2 separate regions of the Homo sapiens genome follow, and region 1 is linked to region 2. A link is a loop called in an ENCODE intact Hi-C map of the cell type or tissue named here. Cell type or tissue: mammary epithelial cell. All regions are shown on one strand. Links, peaks and the distances in the headings refer to the core of each region. The heading gives the core; the rest is flanking DNA.

Evidence for each region. Peaks named below come from ENCODE experiments on the same cell type or tissue, not always from the same donor. Only the 100,000 strongest peaks of a DNase experiment are listed, where the experiment ranks them.
Region 1: a loop joins it to region 2, with 5 times the contacts of the local background. A loop is called at or near these places in 1 of 110 quality-filtered maps.

What each region holds. Positions count from the first base shown.
Region 1 is chr1:234,186,216-234,191,588 of GRCh38, reverse strand. The region is part of intron 2 of SLC35F3 (solute carrier family 35 member F3); the gene reads right to left. Among named protein-coding and RNA genes, the nearest start is that of SLC35F3-AS1, 84 kb to the left of the region's middle. RefSeq lists an enhancer at 2,625-3,336. In mammary epithelial cell, for the core only: a CTCF peak has its summit at 2,869 (motif pointing right); a DNase peak (open chromatin) is centred at 3,018; H3K27ac peaks cover 3,067 bases.
Region 2 is chr1:234,307,069-234,312,411 of GRCh38, reverse strand. It overlaps SLC35F3 (solute carrier family 35 member F3), which reads right to left. Exons shown (of 8, transcript NM_173508.4): 4 at 3,092-3,311. Among named protein-coding and RNA genes, the nearest start is that of MIR4671, 3.3 kb to the right of the region's middle. In mammary epithelial cell, for the core only: a CTCF peak has its summit at 2,272 (motif pointing right); DNase peaks (open chromatin) are centred at 801 and 2,181; H3K27ac peaks cover 1,232 bases.

The sequences.
Region 1 (5,373 bases), core at 240-5,239, 120 kb after region 2:
TATTTCTCTTCTTCTGCTGGGCTTGGAGGTGGTTTGTTCTTGTTTCTCTAGTTCCTTGAGGTGTGGTCTTAGATTGCCTATTTGTGCTTTTTCAGACTTTTTGATGTAGGCATTTAAGGCTATGAATTTTCCTCTTAGCACTGCCTTTGCTTGTATCCCAGAGGTTTTGATAAGTTGTGTCATTACTGTAGTTTAGTTCAAAGGTTTTAAATTTTCATGTTGATTTTATTTTTGACCCAGTGATCATTCAGGAGCAGGTTATTTAATTTTCATATATTTGCATGGTTTTGAAGTTTCCTTTTGGAGTTAATTTCCAGTTTTATTCCACTGTGGTCTGAGAGAGTACTTGACATAATTTCAGTTTTCTTAAATTTATTGAGACTTGTTTTGTGGCAATCATATGGTCTATCTTAGAGAAAATTCCATGTGCTGATGTGTTGGAGGCTGCACAAGTATTTCTTATGATTAGGCATAATTGAAGCCTGTTAGCAATAATGAGAACCTGTGAGCAAGTAAACAGCTAACCAATCATTACCTCCTCCTTCTTGCTCTTGTTACCTAATATATAAGAAGGGCTGTGGAAGCTCGGCAGCTGCCTTTGCTCACTAGAAGCAGGGAGCCCTTTTCTTTTCTTTTTCTCTTCTCTTCTTCTTCCCCATGCTAGCCTTTCCTTAAAATAGTTACTTTTGTTTTTTGTTACCATTTCTACGTTCATCCCTTTGTTCAGTCTTGTAATGACGGTCTCAAGCAGTAACAGTAATAATTGCTGCAATGAGGGTCTCAAGTAGTAGCTGTGGCAGTCGGCCACACTGATGAAATAGAATGTATATTCTGTGGTTGTTGGGTAGAATATTCTGTAAAATATCCGTTAAGTCAAGTTGTTCTAGGGTATAGTTTAAACCCAGTATGTCTTTGTTGACTTTCTGTCTTGATGATTTGTCTAGTGCTGTCAGTGGAATATTGAAGTCCCCCACTATTATTGTGTTGCTATCCCATTTCTTATGTCTAGCAGTATTTGTTTTATAAATTTGGGAGCTCCAGCATTAGGTGCATGTATATTTAGGATGATTGTGACATTTTCCTGTTAAGGCCTTTCATCATTATATAATGTCCCTCTTTGTCTTTTTTAACTGCTGTTGCTTTCAAGTTTGTTTTGTCTGATATAAGAATAGCTATTCCTACTCACTTTTGGTGTCCATTTACATGTAATATCTTTTTCCACCCCTTTACCTTAAGTTTATGTGAGTCCTTATGTGTTAGGTGAGTCTCTTAAAGGTAGCAGACACTTAGTTGGTGAATTCTTATCCATTCTGCAATTCTGTATTTTTTAAGCAGAGCATTTAGACCATTTACATTCAATGTTAGTATTGAGATGTGAGGTACTATTCAATTCATCATGCTATTTGTTGCTTGAATACCTCGGTTTTTTTGTGTGTGTTTTTGTTGTATAGATCCCGTGAGACCCATGCTTTAAAGAGGTTCTGTTTTGGTGTGTTTCCAGGATTTGTTTCAAGATTTAGAGCTCCTTTTAGCAGTTCTTGTAGTGCTGGCTTGGTAGTGATGAATTCTCTTAGTGTGTGTTTGTCTGAAAAAGACTATCTTTCCTTCATTTATGAAGCTTAGTTTCACTGGGTACAAAATTCTTGGCTGATAATTGTTTTGTTTAAGGAGGCTGAATATAGGGCCCCAATCCCTTCTAGCTTGTATGGTTTCTGTTGAGAAATCTGCTGTTAATCTGATAGGTTTTCCTTTATAGGTATCTGATGCTTTTGCCTTACAGCTCTTACGATTCTTTCCTTTGTCTTGACTTTGGATAACTTGATAACTATGTGCCTAGGTGAGGATCTTTTTGTGATGAATTTCCCAGGTGTTCTTTGAGCTTCTTGTATTTGGATGTCTAGCTCTCTAGCAAGGCTGAGGAAGTTCTCCTTAATTATTCCCCCAAATATGTCTTCCAAACTTCTAGATTTCTCTTCTTCCTCAGGAATGCCAATTCTTAGGTTTGGTAATTTAACATAACCCCAGACTTCTCGGAGGCTTTGTTAATTTTTTAAAAATTCTTTTTTTTTTTTTGTCTGTGTTGGATTGAGTTATTTCAAAACCTTGTCTTCGAGCTCTGAAGTTCGTTCTTCTGCTTGTTTGATTCTATTGCTGAGACTTTCCAGTACATCTTGCATTTCTCTAAGTGTGTCCTTTATTTCCTGAAGTTGTGACTATTTTTTATTTATGCTATCTATCTCACTGAAGATTTCTCCCTTTATATCTCGTATATTTTTAAAAATTTCCTTAAGTCGGACTTCACCTTTCTCTGGTACCTCCTTGATTAGCTTAATAATCAACCTTCTGAATTCTTGTTCTGGCAATTCAAGCATTTCTTGGTTTGGATTTGTTGCTGGTGAGCTAGTGTTTTTTTTCTTTTTCTTTTTTGAGGTGTTAAAGAACCTTGTTTTGTCATATTGCCAGAATTATTTTTCTGGTTCCTTCTCATTTGGGTAGGCTATGTCAGAGGGAAGATCTGGGGCTCAAGGCTGCTGTTCAGATTCTTTTGTCCCATGGGGTGCTCCCTTGGATGTAGTACTCTCCTCTCCCCCTTTTCCTAGGGATGTGGCTTCCTGAGAGCCGAACGGTAGTAATTGTTATTTCTCTTCTGGATCTAGCCACCCAGATGGGCTACCAGGCTCTGGGCTGGTACTAGGAGATGTCTGCATAGAGTCCTGTGATATAAACTATCTTTAGGTCTCTCAGCCATGGATACCAGCACTTGCTCCAGTGGCGGTGGCAGGGGAGTGAAATGGACTCTGGGAGGGTCCTTAATTATATTATTGTTGTTTATTGTAGTTCTGTGCTGGTTGCCCTCCTGCCAGGAGGTGGCGCTTTCGAGAGAGCATCAGCTGTGGTAGTAAAGGGAGGGTCAGGTGGTGGGCAGAGCCCTAGAACTCCCAAGAGAATATGCCCTTTGTTTTCAGCTACCAGGGTGAGTAGGGAAGGACCATCAGGTGGGGGCACGGCTAGGCATGTCTGAGCTCAGACTCTCCTTGGGAGGGGCTTGCTGTGGCTGCTGTGGGGAATGGGGGTGTGGTTCCAGGTCAATAGAATTGTGTTCCCAAGAGGATTATGGCTGCCTGTGCTGTGTCATGCAGGTTGTCAGGAAGTCGGGGAAAGCTGGCAGTTACAGGCCTCATCCAGCTCCCGCACAACCCAAAAGGCCAGTCTCATTTCCACCATGCCCCCTGCCCCCCACCTCACCAGCACTGAGTCTGTTTCCAGGCAGTGGGTGAACAGGGCTCAGAACTTGCACCAGGCTACCAGCCTCCAGGCTGAGAAAGCAAGCAGGACTTTTTTTTTTTTTTTGAGGCGGAGTTTCGCTCTTGTTGCCCAGGCTGGAGTGCAGTGGCCCGATCTTGGCTCACCGCAACCTCCGCCTCCCGGGTTCAAGCGATTCTCCTGCCTCAGCCTACCAAGTAGCTGGGATTACAGGCATGTGCCACCATGCCCAGCTAATTTTTTGTATTTTTAGTAGAGACGGGGTTTCACTGTGTTAGCCAGGATGGTCTCGATCTCCTGACTTCGTGATCCGCCCGCCTCGGCCTCCCAAAGTGCTGGGATTACAGGCGTTGAGAAACCGCGCCTGGCCTTTCATGCCTCCCCACCTGTTGAGTCTGCACATCAGATTCATGCCCTACCCGGAGTTCTGGCTAGGAAACTCTGGTTGTAATTGTTACAAAGTTCAGCTGGAGGTTTCCTTCTCCCTGTAGTCTTTTCCCAGTTCCTCTGGCAGCCCTCCCCAGGGACCCCTGTGAGACAAGTCAGAAATGGCTTACATGGGGACCCAGAGAGACTGCAGGGCTTTTCCTGCTGCTTCCTCTACCTCTGTAGTTCACTCAGGTGTCTACATTGTCTCAGCTCAAATCCTTCTCCCATGATCTGGACTTTCAGGTTCCCCAGTGAGGGCACGCGTTCATGGGCGGATGATCCTCCTTTCCCACTTTCACAGTTTGGGCATGCACAGTATTTGGGCTGTCTCCTGGGTCCTGCGGGAGTAATCCGCTTCCTTCAAAGGGTCTGTGGATTCTCTTGGCTTTCCTGGTATATTCCTGCAGTAGTTCTTGGAGCAGAAGTTCACAATGTGACTCCCGACATGCTGCTCTATCCATCCGAGTGAAAGCTGCAATTTAGTCCTGCCTCCTGTCCGCCATTTTCCCCCCTCTCCTTGGAGCTGCTCTTTCATACCTTCTGTGCCTGGGATCCTCTCTTCTTCCCCATTTGAGTCACTTCTTGAACAACTTTGCATTTGTGCAAGTGAGAATGGTGGGTTTTCCATTCGCCTAGGAGGTTGGGAACTTTAGGTATAGTATACAATTTACAAACCGCTGTGTGGTGGTTGGTTGCTTGTTCCTTTCACATCACCTGGGGCTGGCAGGCAGCAGCTGGTATCCCTAAAGAGGTGCAGATGGAAAGCATCAACATTGACAAGAGCCCATCATCAATTTCCCCTTCCTGATAAGGGAGTTTCTCTGTGATTCAGGCCAATTCCCCTGGATCCACAGAGCCAGGAGGTCTGGCTGTGCAAGGGAGGGCAGGAAAAGCTAGAGTACCTGAGATGGGGAAGGAGGAATGAGAGAGACACAGGATGCAGAGCCAGGTTAGAAAGCAAAGAGTGAGAGCACATCAGAACCAACCAAACAACAACAACCAAAAAGGAAGGAGCTCCACAGCCCTGAGCATTTCTGAAGTCTCAGGCTCACTATGGGGCCTCTTCCCATAGTATTCCATCAATATGTCAATAATACCTACCCTGCAGGTTGCTGTGAGGTTTAAAGGAGCTAATGTACATGGGATACCTGGTCCAGCATGTTGACTTTACGGAGTCCCTACAACTACCAGTGTTATTTAAAATAATTATTAAGATGGTGGACCCATGATCAGACCCAAGTTGTGTCAACAGAACAGACTATCTGAGATCCTGATGGCATGTGCTCCCTCTCCACCTACCACTTGACACTTCAGAGTCTCAGGGCACATGTCACATCTCACCTCAAATGAGGTGCCAGGTTGGCCTAGGGCAAGAATTCAGAAGGACTGGGAGGAGAGATCAGGGCTAGGAGACGGCACCCAGCTTGTCTCCTTCTCAGAGCAGAGGGGCAAAGTCAGCCCTTTGCTCAGGGTTTGCTACGCATCCACTGAAATTTGGCATCAGTCCTTCCGCTGAATCTCTGTTTGCTGGCCATGCCTTAAAAAACAAATACTGGTCAGTTGTTAAAGTTCACTTGGTCTTGACAGCCAAAGCCAGGAGCATTTGGCCAACATCATGAGTCTGACTCAGCAGAGCGGAGCCCACTGCATGCTTGAGCAATGCTTTGAAGCAAGTCATAT
Region 2 (5,343 bases), core at 344-5,343:
GATTGAGATGCGAACTGATCTTGGAAAAAGGTCCATGATCCCCAGGAATGTGCCGCTGGGGTTTGAGGACCCCATGGATGACCTCTTAGCTCACCTTCTGGCTCCTTCCCCCGTCCCTCCTGGTTTAAAGACCCTCACTGTGATTGGTGGTCCCGAACAGCCCTGAACAATCGGAGAATCTCACCTCCCATTTCCCTTGACATGGAGGCTGGGGGTGGTCTCACTCAGCCTGGCTGCAGCTAGCAGGCAGTGTGCGCCCAGGGTTCTACCTGCTCTCATCCTACTCTTGCTTTTGCCACATTAAACTGCCTCTCTAAATGTTCATCCACCAACAAGAGAATTGGGCTGATCCATCAACCCCCTCCAATTGAGAAGGAATAATAAGAATAATGCCATGGAGAAAAGATACCATTTGTTGAGTTTTATGTGTGAGGCATGCATCATCTTATTCTCACAACTGTTTTCTAAGATGAGTAGTAATATTCTCTCCATTTAACAGAGGCTCAGAGACATTTACTAGTCTGCTCAAGGTCCAAACAGCTTATAACAATGGAGCCAAGATCTGTGACCTCGTCACTTGACTCTAGCCTAGGACATCTCCATCGCTGAGCTAGAACCCTGACCTGGAGAACCAGGGAACGTACAGAAAGCACACCTAAGCAGAGAGTCAGATGGCGACACAAGGAGCCACCTTGGCTCCTTCCAAACAGACACTCCAATGGCTTCTCACCCTCTCATACCATACGTGGCCAGGAATCTCCCCAGCATGATAAGACACGTTTGCTTCCTTTTGGATCTGCGCACATGACTTCGACCTATTGATGTTTTCCAGGAACCATGGCCCTTGTGGTTTGAATAATTGCCTTAATAACAAAAGTCTCCTTAGCAGCCAATTCCACAAACATAAGGCTGTGCCTTCAACATGGATTTTTATGTCTGCTTGACTCTCAAGCTCATATGCTCAGCCCTCCAGGATGGAGAACTATGTTAATTCTTTTCAGTCTTTGGAAATTACCTAATGGACAGTGCCAGCCAACCCAGGTCTGAGTGAAGTCTGAGCGGTCCCATGCACCAGTTAGATATTATCTTGGAACTAAATCTCCATCTGTTTATCAAGGAGAATCTCTCAGTCCCTTTGGCACATGGCAGTGTCTCATGATGGATTTTGCTAGCTCTCTGAACTCCTGAAGAAGAGAAGAGGGAGTTCCAACACAACCTGTGGGAGGAAGCTCTTAGATGACTGGTCATGCACTTCGGAGAGGAATAATGATTATTAGAGAGACTCATAACTGCACAGTGCTTTGCAAATTACAAAATGCCATCAATGCCATCACCGACACTGGCTCCTGGGATCTTCATTCAGTGTCAGTCTAGTACCAAAGGCCTTCAACACAAAACTTTGCTCAGTACACAGTGATCAGCAACAGACCAAACCAATCAAGTGGCCACCATGGCCGGAATGTGCCATATTCTGAGGATGACTCTTGGGTGGGGGGTTGGAGGGGTCTTATCCATGCATAGCAGTAAAGATCTAGAAGCATCATGTTGCTTTCTATGAATTTAGGAGTATTTTTCAAGTTTTTCACACCTCCTTCTCTTAACCTCAAAAAAAATGGGTTTCTTCTGCTAGATGCAGAATTAACCTTGAAGCTTCTCTTCCCAGGAACAGGGTCTCATTTGGAATTTTCTAGGGACATCTGAGTCATGCCAAAAATTTCCATAAATTCTCCTGGCTCTTTACATCAAAATAAAGTCAGGAAGGACATGGGTGGGTGGCAGGGGGGCCCAGGACATTCAGATCTTCAGCATCGAGTCAGGCAGCCTGCTGGGTGGCTCACTGTGAGAAGTATCTGCATTTCTTGCAGAGATGCATCAGATCATTTATTTGCTGAAAGCTTTTCTGGTGGCACAGAGAGTGAGTTTTTATTCCAAAATTAACATTAAGCCTCAAAACAAATTTTCCCCCTACTGCGAGCTAAAAATATAACTCAGAAGTTGACTCACGTCCCCACTGCTGTTTGGGTAACTTAGGTGGGTGTGAATGCACCATTAGGGTGATGTCATTGTTCCCAGGACAATGAGGGAAGGACGGAAGTAGAGGGCCCTGCACTGGTGGCCAGCAGGGTTTACTTTCATGGGACTGCCCCTCAAACCGGCTCTTAGCTTTGTGGCTGAAGGGGAAAGCTGTACACTAACTACAGGAGAACTAGCGGCCTGGCTAAATGCTCTCGGCGCTGGTTTGTAGCAAGGTGATGACGGGGCAGTGACAGCTCCTGGCCACAAGAGGGAGCCAGTCAGAAGTCTCTAGGGTTCTGCCCTGTGCTTTGAAACTTCACCTGTTTCTTTTATTCGGGGGAATCTCTCTGTATTTCAGCTGATATTTGATAGTGCACGTGTCCTATTTCATACAGTTGTTATGAAATCCGACGAGCTAACTTTGACTAGCTTCTAATGTAATTGACTGGGTCTCGGTTGTAAAATGAGAGGTAATTCAAGGGATATAATTTCACTCCCCCTTCGTCATTGGTTAGAAGGAAGTGAAGCTGGCCCTTCACAGTTGGGACTTAGCATGAGTGTGTCTGGCCAACTCTGGCTGTGTACACAAGGCCCAGGCAAAGGGCCAAGACTGCATGCACGCATGGATGCCGAAGGATCCTTTGGGTTTCACGCACATCCTCACCCGAGAGTGGCAGTGTTAGCAGAAAGCTCCAGGCTGCAGGGCACGGTCATGCCACGCCCTACAGCCGGGAAAGCCGCCCATGAGAGACGGGGTGAGCACGCAGAGAGCGGAGCACATCGCCATTCCCAGGCTGGGTCCCCGACTGGCACACACTTTAGGGAATGCTTGTTGAAATGCTTGAAATGAAAGGTGCTTTAATGAATGCTTGTCTAGTATGGTTTGCAAGCAAGAAGGTTGGCAAGGCACACCAAGAACCGGGCCCTCTGCTGGGCTCATTTTCTGCTGCAAATCAGAAGGAAAGTGGTCAGCAGCTTATGCTCATGGTCCAGCACATGGAGCTAAGCAAGCCGATGGGCAGGTTTTGGTTGACATGACTGAGTGAGGGAGGAAGACAGATAATAAGGAACTTACCCTCACTCCCATGAATCTGTCCCTGAGAACGATCCATGAGAGCAAGAACACAAAAGCTTTGTTGCAGCAGAACAACACGGAGACATCCGTAGTGTTTATTTTCTTTATTGCATGTAAGTACAGGTAGTTTGTGAGTGTCCAAAGAACACCAAAGGGTGCTGCCTTGGTAAAAAACACCTTCAAAGTCAAGCCATTGTCTCCAAAAAATCGACAGCATTCCCTAAAACAAGGAAAGAGAGGCATCGTTATTATTTTCCTGGGTTCAGACAGACCATTTATTTCCTATAGCAAGTTTTTTTTTTTTTAAGCAAATATAGGAAGGGGCAGGGTTTTAAAATTTATTATTTTTAATAAACATCTTTCTATTAAAGCCCTTCAACCTATTGCTTTAGTCCACTGAAACAAATGTTGCACAGTGATCTAATGTCACAGATTCTTCCTTCTGTTCATGTTAAGCTTGGAATTTATGGTTCTATACAGAAGGTAATGTTGGTGTGTTATCTGACCCGAAGGCCTAATTCTATGGTGATTGACTGAGGGATTCTGTCACTTGCTGAGTAAGAGAAGGGGGTCACTAAACCTTTTTTGGGGTGGGGGTTGTGGGAGAAGGACGGTAATGGAGGAGGATGGATACTCTGGGGGTGGGGGTTGTGGGAGAAGGACGGTAATGGAGGAGGATGGATACTCTGGGGGTGGGGGTTGTGGGAGAAGGACGGTAATGGAGGAGGATGGATACTCTGGGGAAGACAGGGTGTCTAATCTTTTGGCTTTTCTGGGTCACATTAGAAAAAGAATTGTCTTAGGCCACATACAAACTACACTAACACTAACGATAGCTGATGAGCTACAAAAAGAAATCGCAAAAAAAAAAATCTCATAATGTTTTAAGAAAGTTTACAAATTTGTGTTGGGCCTCATTCAAAGCCAGCCTGGACCACATGTGGCCTGTGGGACGGGGGTTGGACAAGCTTGCTCTAAGAGAACACATTGAAACATAGTTTTAAAAAATGTTGCCCTCAGTTGGAATTATCTTTGTGATCAGGCAGGGGCAGTCACTTCTTGGGTATATCTAATACATTTTGGCTATGATACAAATAGTGTTAACTCGTGACCTATTTTCTCCCTGAGGCCATTTTTAGGGTACCTATTCCACCATGTGGAAGCCCCACTTCTCTAAGACACTATCTAGCACAGGAAGAATAAGCAGATCCAAAAGTTCAGAGTCTAACGCGGGAATGAGATGAGGAAACATCTGTAGAAGAAAGTCTTTTGATGCCGTTCTAGAGTCTAGGGGGAAGGATCACAGATAGTTCAAAAAATCTTTAAGAAAATTAAAGCCAGTCTTCTACATGCAGAAGAAGGAAGTAGAGGAGGCCGTGGGGAGCTCGGGTGTGGAGAAAGGCCACTGAGAAGGCTTGGTTGACAGCTGCCTCTTTCCTTGACTGTTGGGGAGTGAAGATCATTGCTGGGTTGGGCCCGATGAGCTAGGCAAGGAGATGGACAAGTGAGGAGGCACTGCTTCATGGAAGTCCCTGTCCAGGCTCATGGACATGGTGCTGCACTGCCACAGCTGGGGATGGCCTGCCAGCCAGGAAGGGAGTCAGCCTGCTAGTGATCTAGAAATAGACTCAGTCCCAAATGAACTGCCACGAGAACAAAAGAAAAGACATCTCTAGAATAAACCAAATGCACTAGGTTGGGGGAATAGCTCTGGTCTGTGCCACTTAATATTAAAATGCAGAGAAAAAGGAGGAAAATTAAAAACAAGAGTCAAAGGGGATTGGGTAAGATTTTAAATTTAATTTTACTGTCTAGTCTTCCTATCAATCTAGAAGGAAATCTGTCTTTGTTCATGACTCAACTATGGGATGTCCATAGCAGGAACAGGAAAACTCCTTAGAGAAAGGCATGAGAGCCTGGGATATTGAGAGAGGAGAAACACACTTACCGTTTTGTGGAGTCTGGTGCAGTTTGGCCACCTCTCTCTGTACACAGAGTCCTATGTTGCTTCTGAACAAACCGGGGCCAGGTAAAACATTCACTTCACTAAATTTATCATGAAACCGATTCAACTGAATTGATTCCATTTTGGCTTTATATAGCTGCAACCCTCATCTAACTGAGAGGCTGATATTTCTGTTTGCCATGTAATTTTCATACAATATTCCAGCTACATTTTCTATGGGGTTTTCCCAAGCCCCTGTTTGCAGAACAGTCTGTTCCCCCAGGGGCAGTGACCGTGAATGATGGCT